2 separate regions of the Homo sapiens genome follow, and region 2 is linked to region 1. A link is an interaction called in ENCODE POLR2A ChIA-PET data of the cell type or tissue named here. Cell type or tissue: GM12878. All regions are shown on one strand. Links, peaks and the distances in the headings refer to the core of each region. The heading gives the core; the rest is flanking DNA. Region 1 overlaps ATP11A (ATPase phospholipid transporting 11A). Region 2 overlaps ATP11A (ATPase phospholipid transporting 11A).

What was found. ChIA-PET counts read pairs that join two places held together with the same protein. Peaks named below come from ENCODE experiments on the same cell type or tissue, not always from the same donor. Only the 100,000 strongest peaks of a DNase experiment are listed, where the experiment ranks them.
Region 2: POLR2A ChIA-PET joins it to region 1 with 5 read pairs; 2 of 35 experiments call an interaction of 5 or more read pairs at or near these places.

Annotation. Positions count from the first base shown.
Region 1 is chr13:112,799,636-112,807,361 of GRCh38, reverse strand. It overlaps ATP11A (ATPase phospholipid transporting 11A), which reads right to left. Exons shown (of 30, transcript NM_015205.3): 3 at 2,316-2,405; 4 at 1,069-1,149. Among named protein-coding and RNA genes, the nearest start is that of ATP11A-AS1, 49 kb to the right of the region's middle. RefSeq lists enhancers at 47-728, 3,718-3,957, 4,784-5,033. In GM12878, for the core only: no CTCF peak of the experiment used is centred there; DNase peaks (open chromatin) are centred at 3,781, 4,411 and 4,851; H3K4me3 peaks cover 1,521 bases; H3K27ac peaks cover 2,012 bases.
Region 2 is chr13:112,729,245-112,736,970 of GRCh38, reverse strand. All of the region lies in intron 1 of ATP11A (ATPase phospholipid transporting 11A), which reads right to left. Among named protein-coding and RNA genes, the nearest start is that of ATP11A-AS1, 22 kb to the left of the region's middle. RefSeq lists enhancers at 842-1,136, 1,007-1,507, 2,374-3,107, 3,312-4,110, 4,912-5,711 and 2 more. In GM12878, for the core only: no CTCF peak of the experiment used is centred there; no DNase peak of the experiment used is centred there.

The sequences.
Region 1 (7,726 bases), core at 2,769-5,268:
GAATATCCTAGTTCACGTATCCCGGTAGGCACGGCCGGCTCTGGCCTAGTGAAGACACACAGGCCCCATGTACTGACTGCACAGCTGCATGTTTATCATCTGCACTGGACCCTGTGTGTCCCCATCTCTGCCTGTGTCAGATGTTGCCAACTGCTGTGCTTGGTGGCTCCGCCACGCTCCTGCCGGCGGCCCGTGGTGCCTCCCTCGCCATGCCCTCTCCAGCCTTTCACATCTGAAAGCCAATCTGGTGGGTGTGAAACACAAATGTTCTCAGCAGCATTATTCAGAACAGCCAAAGAGTGGAAACACCCCAAATGTCCATCCACAGAGGACGCGTGATACACAAAATGCCAGGTATGTGCAGGGGACCGTGACTCATTCATCAGACGGAATGAAGCGCTGACGCCTGCTCAGATGCAGAGAAACCTTGAAAACATCATGCTGAGTGAAAGAGCCAGTCACAAAACACCGCCTATGAGCCGTGAGTACGAAATGTTTAGAATAGGCGACTCTACGGTGACAGAAACATGAGTCTTTGCCAGGGACGGGGAGGAGAAAATGGGGAGGGACTGAACACGTGTACAGGGAATCTGGGGGTGATAAAATGGATACGTAGAGAGTAAAACTGAGATGTATTCTTCTCCATGTTAGTCACTGGCCTTATTTACTGGGGCTATGAAAAAAAAAAGCAAAACCAAAAACAAACAAACAAAAAACAGCATCCCATTTGCTGGAGTCCATAAACAGCATGTTCTGTGGTGGTCAAGACAGTCAAGGATACAGAAAGGTTAAGTGACTCATCTGATCAGATCATCTCTGGGTGATTTGGGATGTGAAAACCACAGATTTCTTCTCGAACTCGCATGGTGCCAGACTAGCAACTAAATTATATAACATCTCTTATTTCGCTTCAAGTATCAATCTAACGCAGTTATAAAAATGAATTTCTAGAACTTGGTTGAATTTTCTGTGAACTAGCTACAACAAACCAATCACCTCGCTTTGAATGAAAGGCAATTCACATGGTGAAGATGACGATTGCTTCTTTTTCGTCTGTAAAATGCTTACCTGTTTGATAGCCGTCACAGTAATGACAAAGAAGAGTGGAAGTCCGCTTGTCACTGGACTTGTGGGTGTATCAATAATCAACTGCAGAAAGAGAGAATTGTAAAATCATCTTCAAAAACACAAATGAGTGACTTCAGGCAGGTTAGTTTGCCCTGAGCCAGCACTTCCCATTCGCTTTGACTTATTTAAAGACCTTTGCTGGCACCTGACTGCCCACCACGGGAGATAGCAAGTCAATCGTCCTATTTCACTGACTGTTAAAATGAGGGCACCTTTTTTAAATTAAGGAACATGCTCAAGGAAACCACCGAGAGTGGCAGACCCAGTCTGAAGTCGGGGCACGCCTTGTATTAATTCACCCCACGGCCTCAGTGTCACATTTTAATTACATGATTTGAATAATTTAATGTTGGAAAAATTTTTAAAGTCCTTCAGTAGCATTTTGTATGATTTAGAAAAATTAGAGTGCTGTTCTTAAAACACATTTGGCACATTGCTCCCTAACTCATACCCCGAGATATTTTTTCACTCTTTTTTTTCTTTCCTTTAAACTCTCTTTTCATGTGTACTGTCTTTGGATTTTCTTTCTTTCTTTTTCTTTCTCTTTTTTTTTTTTTTTTTGAGACAGTCTCGCTCTGTCGCCAGGCTGGAGTGTAGTGGCACGATCTCAGCTCACTGCAACCTCCCACTCCTGGGATCAAGTGATTCTCCTGCCTCAGCCTCCCGCGTAGCTGGGACTACAGGTGTGCACCACCACACCCAGCTAATTTTTGTATTTTTAGTAGAGACAGGGTTTAGCCATGCTGGCCAGGATGGTCCCTATCTCTGGACCTCGTGATCCTCCCAGAGTGCTGGGATTACAGGCGAGCCACTGTGCCCGGCCTGGATTTTCTTTAGAGCATCCACACACACTTAGGAAGAGTAAATTAAGTGTAACGATGCATAGCTTGGCAGTGAACTTGTCCAAATGATGACAAAGCTCTGATTTCCCCTCTGGTACTAGAAGGAAAGGGGCAGGAAAGGCTGTCACCAACTTAAACCCAAAGTAGCGTCGTGTGTAGTTTAGCTTGTGTGGATCTCACAGAACCAAGACATTTTGCCCTTCCTTAAGAAAATAAATAAATTAATCATAGGTGAGGGGCACCATGTCCTTGCTCTTTCATTAGCCGTGTGGCAGTTACCTGAGAATAAAATGTCACTTATTTAGATTTATATGTGATGAGATGGAAAACAATGACCGGCCTTACCTGCACCAGAAATATGATAAGGAAATAAAAGTTGGCTACTCTTCTGAATTGTTCAAATAAATTCTTGGGTATAAAGTTCCAAAATGTGTACTGCATAAAAGAAAAACAAACATCCATCATTGAGATCAGATTTTACTCTTGTAGTGTTACTCTAGGGCATAGTAAGTAGCACTGGATTTTACAGTACAAAATGTTTAGCTTTAGATATAAAACTCATAATTCATAATTTAGAGTGTTTGTTGACAGCTAAGACAGCTTAAACAAAGTGTGTACTCTGAAACACGTATGTAAATTACCTAACTCCAGAGAATTCAAGATAAAACGCAAGGTAGCTCAACAATAGTTTGATTATTAAGATGTCTTTTATAAAACGTAAACCTGTGATCATTAACTCAACACATTAGCATTTTACTTCAGTAATTTCTGCATGATCTCTCCTCTGAGTGAGAGCATGACAGCGAGCTGAATGGAAGCCTTCACCCAGCTCCAGGCAGCTTCTGAGGCAGGCGTGTTTCTTGTCCACAGCTCAGGCACAGGGGCTTTGAGGCCTCAGGGGGAAGGACAGGAAAAGGAGGGGAAGGAGGGCAGAGAGGGGATGGGGGGGAGGGAGGTGAAGGAGGGAAGGAGGAAAAGGAGGGGAAGGAGGGCAGAGAGGGGATGGGGGGAGGGAGGTGAAGGAGGGAAGGAGGGGAACGAGGGCAGAGAGGGGATGGGGGGAGGGAGGTGAAGGAGGGAAGGAGGAAAAGGAGGGGAAGGAGGGCAGAGAGGGGATGGGGGGAGGGAGGTGAAGGAGGGAAGGAGGGCAGAGAGGGGATGGGGGGAGGGAGGTGAAGGAGGGAAGGAGGGGAAGGAGGGCAGAGAGGGGATGGCAGGGAGGGAGGTGAAGGAGGGAAGGAGGGCAGAGAGGGGATGGGGGGAGGGAGGTGAAGGAGGAAAAGGAGGGGAAGGAGGGCAGAGAGGGGATGGGGGGAGGGAGGTGAAGGAGGGAAGGAGGAAAAGGAGGGAAGGAGGGCAGAGAGGGGATGGCAGGGAGGGAGGTGAAGGAGGGAAGGAGGGGAATGAGGGGAATGAGGGAAGGAAGGGAAGAAAGGAGGAAAAGGAGGGGAAGGAGGGCAGAGAGGGGATGGGGGGAGGGAGGTGAAGGAGGGAAGGAGGGGAATGAGGGAAGGAAGGGAAGCAAGGAGGAAAAGGAGGGGAAGGAGAGGAAGGAGGAGGAGGGGAAGGAGAGGAAGGAGGGGAGGGAGGGGAAGTAAGGCAGGGAGGGGAGGGAGAGGAAGGAGGGAAGGAGGGGAATGAGAGAAGGAGGGGAAGGAGGTCAGGGAGGGAAGGAGGGGAATGAGAGAAGGAGGGGAGGGAGGGGAAGGAGGGAGAATGCCCAGCCACCACAGCATCTCCTCTCCACACTTCTCATTTTGCTTCTGTAGCAGTTTCATTCAACTTCTGTGTTGAAAACAACAACGTCCCAGATGTCACGAACCTTCACTGAGTTTGGAAATAGTTTCTGAAATTTCATCTGACATGTTTTTACGCCGTAATGAAGACAGTCTACCGAAACCTGAAGAAGGTCTCACAGCCTGTGCTGCGGCCTCTGCCATCTGTGTGTCTCTTCAACGGGGCTTATTTCAAAATCCCATTCGAAGGTGGGTTCTGGCTCCTGGAAGCCAGAAGTAGTTGTCAAATTCTCATACCAAGAATTTCTTTAATTCCAGGCTCATGAATATAAGTTATTTACAATTCAATGTAACAACTAAAGCCTGGTATGGTCCTAAACTAACCAACATGTTCTGAATTTGGTGTTTACAAATATTTCAGAGGAAATCCATGTGCGTCTTTTAAAACTTCTCTGCCTCAAGTTTCCAGTGGCTTAGAGAGTATATAAGGAATTTCCATTTTCTATTCTAATTCACATTTACAAAGTGATTTTACCTTTCACAATAAAGTTCCTTAATGAGGGTAAAAACAGAGTAGTGGCTCCCCCCAGTTCATGACAACTACGGCCATATTTTCAGTTCCCATCTCAGGTTGACTGTAATAAAAAAGGCAAGGGGAGCTCCAGAAGAGAGTCTCTGGAGTTTTAAAAAAGAAACTAACTTTCCATGTCCTCCCTAGGTCATCCCGCCCTACCCATCCAAACACCCTTATTTTCCATGTGTTGTTTGATACCAGGTTTTTATCAGATGTGTGTTTTGCAAATCTATTCTCCCAGTCAGTGGCTCATATTTTAATTCTCTTAACTGTATTTTGCAAAGCTCAAGTTTTTAATCTTCACGAAGTCCAACTTATCAATTTTCCTTTCATGAACAGTGTTTTTGGTGTTATCCAAAAACTTGTTGCCAAACCCAAGGTCACCTAGACTTTCTCCTACATTTCTACAAGTTTCATTATTATACATTTTACATTTAGGTCTATGACTCACTTTGAGCTAATTTTCTTGAACGGTGTGTGATCACTGTCTAGAGTCACTGTTGCTGGGTTTTTTTTTTTTTTTTTTTTTGCATGTCCAGTTTTTCTAGCACTATTTGTTGAAAAGAAATAGTGCTTTTCTGTCTGCCCTGAATTGCCTTTGCTCCTTTGTCAAAGATGGGTTGACTATCTGGGTGAATGGGTTGACTATCTGGGTGGATTTACTGGGTGGATCTACTCCCAGGCTCTCTATGATGTTTCATTGATCTATTTGTCTATTCTTTTCTTTTTTTTTTGTGAGACGGAGTCTCGCTCTGTTGCCCAGGCTGGAGTGCAGTGGCGCGATCTCGGCTCACCGCAAGCTCTGCCTCCTGGGTTCGCGCCATTCTCCTGCCTCAGCCTCCTGAGTAATTGGGACTACAGGCGCCCACCACCACGCCCGGCTAATTTTTTTTGTATTTTTAGTAGAGATGGGGTTTCATCGTGTTGGCCAGGTTGGTCTCAATCTCCTGACCTCGTGATCCGCCCGCCTCGGCCTCCCAAAGTGCTGGGATGACAGGTGTGAGCCGCCACGCCCAGCCGCTATTTCTCTATTCTTTCAGCAACACCACACTGTCTTGATTACCGTAGTTTTACAGTAAGTCCTAAAGTGGGCTAGTGTCAGTTCTCCAACTTGGTTCAATACTGCGAGGCTATTCTGGGTCTTTTGCCTTTCCATATAAATGCAGAATCAGTTTGGTGATATCTAGAAATTAACTTGCTGGGAATTTGATTAGGACAGGTCAAAGTGGGAAGAACTGACATCTTAAAAACATGGAGTTTTCCCATCCATGAACATGGAACATCTCTCCATTAATTTAAGTCTTTGATTTCGTTACAGTTTTGTCGTTTTCCTTACCTAGACCTTGTACATATCTTGTTAGATTTATACCTGTGTAATTTGGTGGGTGGGGGGGTTAAATGTAAATAGTGTTGTTTTCAATTTCAAATTCCAACTGTTCATTGCTGGCATATAGGATAGCGATTAATTTTTGCATCCTGCAACCATGCTATAATCGCCTCTAACATCCAGAAGTTTTTTTGTTATTGTTGGTTCTTTGGGATTTTCTGCATGGACAATCATATCACTTGTGAACAAAGATAGTCTTATTCCTTCCTTCCCAATCTGTAGGACTTTTATTCCCATTTCTACTCTTACTGTATTAGCTAGGATTTCCAGTACAATGCTGCATAAGAACAGTGATAAGGGATTTCTTGCCTTTTTTCCAATCTTAGGGTGAAATCATCTCGTTTTTCACCATTAAGTATGACGTCAGCTGTAGGCCTTTTATTCCCATTTCTACTCTTACTGTATTAGCTAGGATTTCCAGTACAATGCTGAATAAGAACAGTGATAAGGGATTTCTTGCCTTTTTTCCAATCTTAGGGTGAAATCATCTCGTTTTTCACCATTAAGTATGACGTCAGCTGTAGGCCTTTTATTCCCATTTCTACTCTTACTGTATTAGCTAGGATTTCCAGTACAATGCTGAATAAGAACAGTGATAAGGGATTTCTTGCCTTTTTTCCAATCTTAGGGTGAAACCATCTCGTTTTTCACCATTAAGTATGACGTCAGCTGTAGGGCTTTTCGGAGATGCTCTTTATGAAGCTCAGGAAATTCCCCTCTGTTTTTAGTTTGCTGCAGTACATGAGTGGGTAGTGAATTTTGTCAAATTCTTTTTCTGCACCTATTGATATAATCATGTAAGTTTTCTTTTTTAGCCTGTAAATATGGGTTATATTAGTCGATTTTCAAATGTTGGATCAGCCTTGCATACCTAGGATAAACCCACTTGGTCATGGTGTATAATTCTTTTTATACATTGTTGAATTGGACTTGCTAATATTTTATTGAGAATCGTTGCTTCTATGTTCATGAGAAATACTGGTGTGTGATATCGTCTTTCTGGTAATATCTTTTTCTGGTTTTGGTTTTAGGGTAATGCTGGCCTCATAGAACGAATTAGAAAATGTTCCTTCCGCTTCTATTACCTGGAAGAGATTGTAGAGAATTGATTTTTTTTTTTTTCCTTAAATGTTTGGTAGAATTCACCAGTGAAAACATCTGAGTCTTGTGCTTTCCGTTTTGGAAGAGTATTAATTACGGATTCCATTTCTTTTAATTGATGTAGGCCCACCCAGATTATATTTCTCCTTGTTTGAGTTTTGGTAGATAGCGTTTTTCAAGAAACTGGCCAATGTTATCTAAGTTACCAAGTTTATGGGTGTAGGGCTGTTCATGATATTCCTTTTAATCTTTTTATTAGCCATGTTACCAGTAGTGATGCCCCTCCTTTATTTCTGATGTTTGGAATTTGTGTCTCTTTTCTTTTCCTCTTGTTTAGCCTGGCTAAAGTTTTATTGATTTTATTGATTTTTTTTTTTCAAAGAACCAGCTTTTGATGTTTAAAATTTTCTCTGATTTCCTGTTTTCAATTTCATTAATTTCTGTTCTAATGTTGATTATTAATTTTTTGTTAAGTTTCCTAATGTTGAAGCTTGTAGATTTTGGATCTTTCTTCTTTTCTAATCTATGTAGTCAATACTATAAATTTCCCTCTAAGCACTGCTTTTCCTGCATCCCACAAGATTTGATAAGTTATATTTTTTGTTTAGCTTAAAATATTTTTATGCCTCTTGAGACTTCTTTGGTTCATGTGTTATTTAGTAGTGTTTTGTTTAATCTCCAAATATTTTGGGATTTTCCAGTTAACTTTGTTATTTATTTATTTCTAGTTTAATTCTACTGTGGTCTGAAAGAGTACTTGGTATGATTTCTATTCTTTGAAAAGGTGCTAAGGTGTATTTTATGGCCCAGAATGTGATCTGTCATGGCAAATGTTCCATGTGAACTTGAGAAGAATGTGTGGTCTGCTATTGTTGAATGAAGTATTTTATAAATTGTGAGGCCTCTGAGCCCAAGCTAAGCCTGTGACCTGCACATATACACCCAGATGGCCTGGAGC
Region 2 (7,726 bases), core at 2,416-4,915, 70 kb after region 1:
AATGCTCCCACCAGAGGCACATATGGGTTCCCACAGCTCCACAGCCTTCCAACGCTGCCCTGGATACAAATCCCTGACCAGACCTGCGCTCTGCCAATCCTCTCTCCCGTCCTGTGGATTTTCTTTTCAATTTCATAATGGCGTCCTTTGAAGCACAAAAGTTTTTAATTTAAATCTAGTTTAATTTTAATTTTAGTCTCAATGTAAGTTTAGTAATATATTTGTTTGTTGTCATCTCTGCCTAAAATGGACAGTGCATTAGATGCATGCCACTAGGGGACAGATTTCCAAAATGTACTCAATATAGAAAACCTGCACACTCAATTGTATTATAAATATAATTCTGGCATGCTGGAAACAACACACATTTTAATTTAACTGGGAGGAGAAAGATCAGGACTTCTCATCAGCAGCTCTCTTCTCTTTCACCTGCCTGGTGCTCCTGGCTGAACAGCATCAGTGGCTCAGGCCCCCTTATATTGTAGAACGTGAAGCACATGTAAGATAACGCTTCGTTGCTGAGATGCTACCGCAGGAGGAAAGCTCCAGGCCACCCCAGAAAACACAGTGATAACATCTTTTCCTATAAAGTTAGCTGATTTTTTGTGTGTGTTCCTATGTGTCAGACACTATTTAGCAGCTCTATATGGGTTTCTTATTGATCATCATGCAACTCCCATGAAGGTGCCATATAATCCCCGTTTTAGAGACAAGCAAACTGAAGCTAAGAAAAAATAGATAACGTGCCAAAGTTAAAACATGTGCTAAGTGATAGGGTCAAGTTCAAACAGTGTGGTTGGATCAGGGCTCGAGTTCTCACCCTCTGTCCATGCTACCCTCACAACCCGCATCCTGGCACCATGGTCCACACCTGTGCGCTCCTTAAGCAAGGTCAAAGGGACTCTGCACCTGCTCTGGGCACGCGAACACAAAGGCACGGGAGGAGGCCCTGCACCTGCTCTGAGCATGCGCATACGGAGGCTCTGCATAGGCTCTGGGCATGTGCAGACGGAGGTGCGGGAGGTGGCCCGGCAGCAGAGCATGCGCACACGGAGGCATGGAGGAGCACACGGACCATGGGACTTATGGATGCACCTCGGAAAAGTCAGGTGCTCCTTAGTGCTGAGCCCAACTTAGCGACTGCTGAAAGGTTTGGTGCGCTGCTTAACTTTACACTGAGAAATGTAAGCGATGTTAGGTGAATCACGCAATGGCTGGTGAGTTCAACTCTGTAATGCCTCTGTCAAGGTTCTGGAGCTATTTGAGGATGCACGGTGCAGGATTCTAAGCCCTGTGACCACTTAGCACTTCTTATCTGCGCGAGTGAAGGTTTCCTCTACACAATGCAACCAAAACAGAACCTGGAAATGAACAGATTGACTCCAGCAAGCATCACAACCTCTCGCTTCAGATTTTGTGTTCACTAAAGTCTTACTTTTTCACTGAATTCATACTAAGTAATGTTAAGACTTGGAATTTATAAATTTATACAAATAAAATGCTTTGAGAAGGAGTTCTGTTGACAAACCCGTAGAAATCACGGCTGTGGGTTCTGTAATTCCTGCCCTTGTGTGAGCTCAGGCAATTGGAAACAGCCTCCATCAGCCACGCGGAAGGCTATATCGCTGGGCTGCCATGCAATGCCCGGCTTTCGGGGCACTCAAAGAAATCAACTTTTTATTTAACGGAAAAAAACTCAATCTCAACATTCTTGAAACGTTAGCAAAACCCGTTTATGGTATTTAGATTTCCCAGTGTCCTTCTATAATTAATTCTCCCTTGAATGAAAAAGTTTATTTTCCCCAGTGTATCTATGGAGTGCCTTTTATTAGACCCAGATGGAGATTTCCTTTTTTACCTTCACTGCCAGAAAATGCACAGCTAAATCCATCCCAGACGTCTGCTAACATTTTTCTCAGCTTTTTTCTTTTTTTAAAAAAAGTCCTCTTTTATGTTGTGTTTAATTGTGTCAGCTACTTCAAATCCTTCCTGGAAGGGAGACTAGAAGCCCCAGTGGGCAGCCGTCTTCTCTGTCTCCTGGCACTCCCCCTCACCAGTCGGTATTCATGGTCCTACCGCTGACAAGGCCTGCTGGAAATGGGGGCGTGGGCAGAACCATGCTTACCTTTTGGGGTTGCTGCCTCAGGAGGAGGCACCTGCCACCCCACCAGGCACCATAGTGATCCCCCCCAAGTGCGGCTATGAGGGCAGGTGAGCCAAGTACAGGGTATAGGATAGTTTTGTGGTGTCGAGAAAAACAGTATCACTGAAAAAGAGAAATATTCATATTGCTATCCACTTTGAAAACCACTAATTTATGAAAAGTACAGGAGTGTGAAAGCATTGGGTCACATTTTCGAAGTCTGCATTTGTCACTGATATTTATTTTTTGAGTCCGATACAGTCAGGGTTTGACTCTCCGGGCAGCCTGCAGTTCCTCGGCGGTTGATGGCTGAGGTCACTGACAGGCACTAGAAACCCAATTTCTGCCCAGACTCACTTTTCCAGTTTGCAAATTAGAAATAAAGACAAGAAATTTCACTCCTGTCTTAAACTTTGGGTTACTAAAATTCCATGAAGACCAACCTCTTTCAGCCCAATATTATTGTGCTTGCAACGGTTTCTTAACCAAGTTGCAGGAAAGGCCCTTTTCTCAAGTATTTCAAGGTTCTTTCCCTGCCCCTCACCCCCGCCCCCTGCACCTGCCTCATCCCAGCACCAATTAAAAGCCAAGCAGGGGAACAGCTGAGCTCGCATGTCCATCCTGCTGGGAGGCCACGTCCAGAGGGCTTAGTTTCTCAAACAAAACCTCATTATCAGCTGGAAGCAGCACAGTTAGTGAAGCCCAGGAGCACTCACTCTCCTGGTGGCTCACTGTCTACTGTGCCATTTTAGCTCATTAACCCGGATGAAATCATTTTCTCGATAACTAAGTAACACAAAAGCCTGGTGTAATGGTATTAATAGAAACTCAATGAGTATTTGTTTGACAAATGACCGATCAGTGAAACATAGAACTGCTAATTTAAGATTGGAAAGAAAAGGAAAGAGAGAACCACTGCTAAATAATCCAAGCAGCTCTGAAGATAAGAATCACAGAATTGAGTCAGAAAAATGAGATTTGGCTGTCCACTGACTTGGACAATGTCAGCAAGGAATTTCTGGAGCTCTTAGACAAAACAGAAACCAAAATATATAAATATAGGATAAACTTAATATATTTTAAATATATTATTTTTCCCCTAAAGTTGTATTTGCATAGACTAATGCATTTTATAAGGAAAGGAAAAAACATTCTGTGCAATACTCCTTCACTTGTGATCCACACTTGTGAGTTTAATGTGATAATGTGGGCCTACCTCGAAGGTTCTGGATTTAACAAACCATTTAACCTGTTAGCTTTTCAGCAGAAAGCCAGTCAACAATAGAACTAGGCTCAACAGCTCAACTCTTAACCATCAAGACATGAAATACAAATGAAAATATGTCAAAGGTGTTTTAAATTGTTAATATCCAGTGTTAGTAAAAACAGTGAAACTTAACACCTGAGGCTTTCACATTCCTGCCTAGAATCTCTGCATCAAACAAGCTCTACAGTCCTATCCATCCTGTCCCCACTGCGGATCCTGCATCTGCACAGCAGGATCCTGTGAGTGCCCTGCATGCTCAGTGCGCCTGAATCCTCCACCCACTGCTCATCTTTAAGTAAAGTGGAGATGCTGTGCCCCGCGCCGTGTGCCCCCAAGCCATATTCAGCTTCCCCTCTCTGCTTTTGTGGGGAAGCGCATGGACAAGGAGAAAAACAGATGCCTTGTTAAATATTAATAGTGTTTGCCTGTATAATTAGTTCTTTAAGAAATGTATCATTGTGCTTCTAATGCCCAATTTAACAATGAAATGTATTTTTAGAACAAAAACATGTACAGAAATCTTTATATAAATAACTTGTAAACCTGTGTCTATTGCTCCAACTCTAAAATAGAAGGGTTTTAATCAAAACTGTAATTCAACACCTGCCACCTAAATAAAACATAAGCACTAATTAAACTAGAGGCAGAGGCCAGGTGCAGTGACTCACACCTGTAATCACAGCACCTTGGGAGGCCGAGGCAGGTGAATCACCTGAGGTCGGGAGTTCAAGACCAGCCTGGCCAACATGGCGAAACCCCATCTCGACAAAAAAATATAAAAACTAGCCAGGCATGGTGGCGTGCGCCTGCAGTCCCAGATACTCGGGAGGATGAGGCGTAAGAATCGCTTGAACCTGGGAGGGGGAGGTTGCAGTGAGCCGAGATCGCACCACTCCACTCCGGCCTGGGCAACAAAGCGAGACTCTGTCTCAAAATAAATAAACAAACAAACAAACTAGAGGCAGATATGGTCATAAAATAAATTTGTAAGTGCTTTTATTTTTATTCTCAAGTTTAACCACAAAGGCCAGAAGAGAAAATGCAGAGAGATGCAGCTGGAGAGAGATGGAGCTGGAGAGAGATGGAGCTGGAGAGAGACAGAGCTGGAGAGAGAGAGATGGAGAGAGACACAGCTGGAGAGAGAGGGAAGCAGGGAGTAGGAAAGAAGAGGATGGGGAGAGAGAGACTCACTGGCCCAGGACCTCTAATCACCCACTACAACACATTATTTCTTTTAGTTTTTGTATATATTCTTACATTTTTATGCCAAGTTTTCATTCTATTCTACAGTAAGTTAGACTTTGTTTTAACTTAGAAACGTTTAAAGTTGCCCACCTGAGTGCAATGGAGGAACCAGAAGGTGGTCTGTGGCTCCTCCGACTCCAGACCGTCACGGGCCCTGAATGGAGGAGCTGCTTGGGACGCAGTTATTGCCACGTCCCTAAAACTCCCAACCAACTTCCCGACAGGACCGAACTCATGCCGGAGCCTTTTACTCACTGCACAACACCGTAGGTGCAGGTATGCACAGGATGCCGCTGCGGGCCACTGTCTCACCTGGGGAGGCCAGTGCCCGCACGCTATGCCTTCCCACACCGGAACATGGGCCACCTGCCCCCCCCCGCCCCCATTTCTCCACCATCTAGTAGGTTTACCCCACACACTGCTGGGACTGCCACTGTCCCATGCACCCCTCAGGCCACTGCTCCCTTCCTCACGTGCACTTCTGCACCTGCTCCTAGAGGCTTGTAGGGCAAGATGGGATATTTTTTGAAGGATAGGATGTGATATGTTCGTAGCATAGGTTGTTGTAAGTCTCACAGGATAAGATGTGATGGATCTCATAGGATAGGACGTGACAGGCCTCGTGGGACAGCCATGAACATAAGTGACACCTACTGTCTCCTCCCGCACCTTCCTTGGGGACAGCAGTACCTGCTGGGCCATCGATAGGCAATGAGTTGATTCACATCCAGTTCCCACTCTTGAATTTTCACTTACATCGTCACACTTAAAACTTTACTCATAAATAAAACAGAAAACTAGTGAGTGCCGTGCAATTGATTATCAACTACAGAACCTCAGCTGGCTGGAATGAGACTTGGGCTGTGGACTCCTGGCTGGGAATGGAGTGGGAATGAAGTGTGTGGCGCAGTCATCAAGGGAGTTCTGATACTTAGTTTCTATTTCTGCTTAGATGGCATTTCTGTTTTCTTTAGTAATAAAGCTAATCTGTTTTCTTTAGTAATAAAGCTAACCCTTCCTGTTTTATCTAAGAAAGACTGTATAGGAGGCCGGACACAGTAGCTCATGCCTGTAATCCCAGCACTTTGGGAGGCTAAGGCAGGCGGATCACTGGAGCATTTTGGAGGCTGAGGAGGGTGGATCACTGGAGGTCAGGAGTTCCAGACCAGCCTGGCCAACATGGTGAAACCCTGTCTCTACTACAAATACAAAAATTATCTGGGCGTGGTGTGGGCACCTGTAATCCCAGCTACTCAGGAGGCTGAGGCAGGAGAATCACTTGAGCCCAGGAGGCAGAGGTTCAAATGAGCAGAGATCGCGCCACAGCACTCCAGCCTGGGTAACTTAGCAAGACTCCGTCTCAAAAAATAAATAAATAAATAGACTGTCTACGGAAAGAACACCTGTCCCATGAGAAAGTGCTGCCCGAAGACACACTTCCTCCCACCCTGCCACCGACCTGCTGCCGTCACAGCGGCATCTAATTCCGAAAATCCTCCCTGCTCTGCAGCACGACTTGATTCATTCAGGCCTCCTGGGGGCAGTTTTCTACCCTTTCCCCCCAAATATCTGAAAGCCTAAAAACCTCACCTTTTAAGGTTCATTTACAAATATATGATCTGCCATGGTAGGCTCATGTGATGGACCCAGCAGTGTGTCCAGAAGGGCGCAATTTCACCAGGAGGCCCTGCGCAGACTCCGCACGGGAGCCCCATCCTCCCGCACCTGCGCAGGCACCCGGTGCTCACGCTGTGGAGTTTCCTGGGAAGCGGCTGTGTGTCCCATGCCTAGCACCGTGTTACTAGAGAACAGGGATGTGTCAGGAGTTATTCACGCATCAGCAGGGGAGTTCATCACATCACACGCCAGCCACGAGGTTCCAGATTACAAAACTGCTGTGGGCTCAGCTGGCTCTTTGAGAACAAACTGTTCCATGCCAGGAATTTGCCAGCCTCACCTTCCCTCATCAATGCCCGTCCTCCGGCCTCCATGAGGCTTCACAGATCCACATGAATCACAGATCCACACAAATAAAGATAACAGCATCGCCTCCGGTACAGAAGCTCTGCGGCTGCCCATGTCCTGGCAGATTGGACTCCTCCGAGGTCGCCCTTGCCATGTGACTGCAGGATGCCCCCTTCCAGGTCACCAGCCCCACGGCTCCCATGTGGTCCGTGGTCTATGTGGGCCGCTGCGAAGGGTTCCCACGGGCTCTTTTATTTCCCATGAAGAAACTCGTCCTCCACCATCATGAGAAGCTGCACTTAGCATGGACACAGAGATGAGACTCTGCACCCTTCCAGCTCCCAAATCTGTAACTAAAAATTATGCTGCCCATTTTCCTAAGTTCAAGCTTTGGCTATTGAAGAAGTAAGTACTACTGTTACATCTAAGCCCTGGCCAAACCATTGTCAGGAGCCATTTAAAAGTAACAACCATTCCCCGTTTGCTTCAATCAGATTAATCACTGACAACATTAACAGTTTGCGCGTTTTTTTCCTCGAAGAGTTCCCGCAAGCTGAGGGGCCAGCATCACAACTTCTGAAGCCTCCGTGAGATTCAGCGGCCTGCTGGCCTCACCGTGGCCTGACTCTATCAGCTAAAGATAGCAGGACGCTAAAAATAGCAGGAGCGCTGCGGCAGTGCCTTCTGACGCTGTTCACACTCAGACGTGTTACATGCTCCAGGTCCGCAATGCCGAGGTGGGGGGACTGTGCTGCCTCAGTGCCTTCCAACATTGTTCACACTCGGATGAGTAAGACACTCCGGGCCTGCAATGCCAAGGTGGGGACTGCGCTGCCTCAGTGCCTTCCGACACTGTTCACACGCAGACGCGTTAGATACTCTGGGCCTGCAATGCCGAGGTGGGAACCGCGCTGCCTCAGTGCCTTCTGACACTGTTCGCACTCGGACGCGTTAGATACTCTGGGCCCGCAATGCTAAGGCGAGGGGACTGTGCTGCCTCAGTGGGCAGAGTCGGATAAACCCATGGAAACAGCAGGGGTGGGAAAGCAAACGTAGTAAAGAGTGATAAAAACAACATCCAATCGTTAACGAGGTGGCCTGTCATA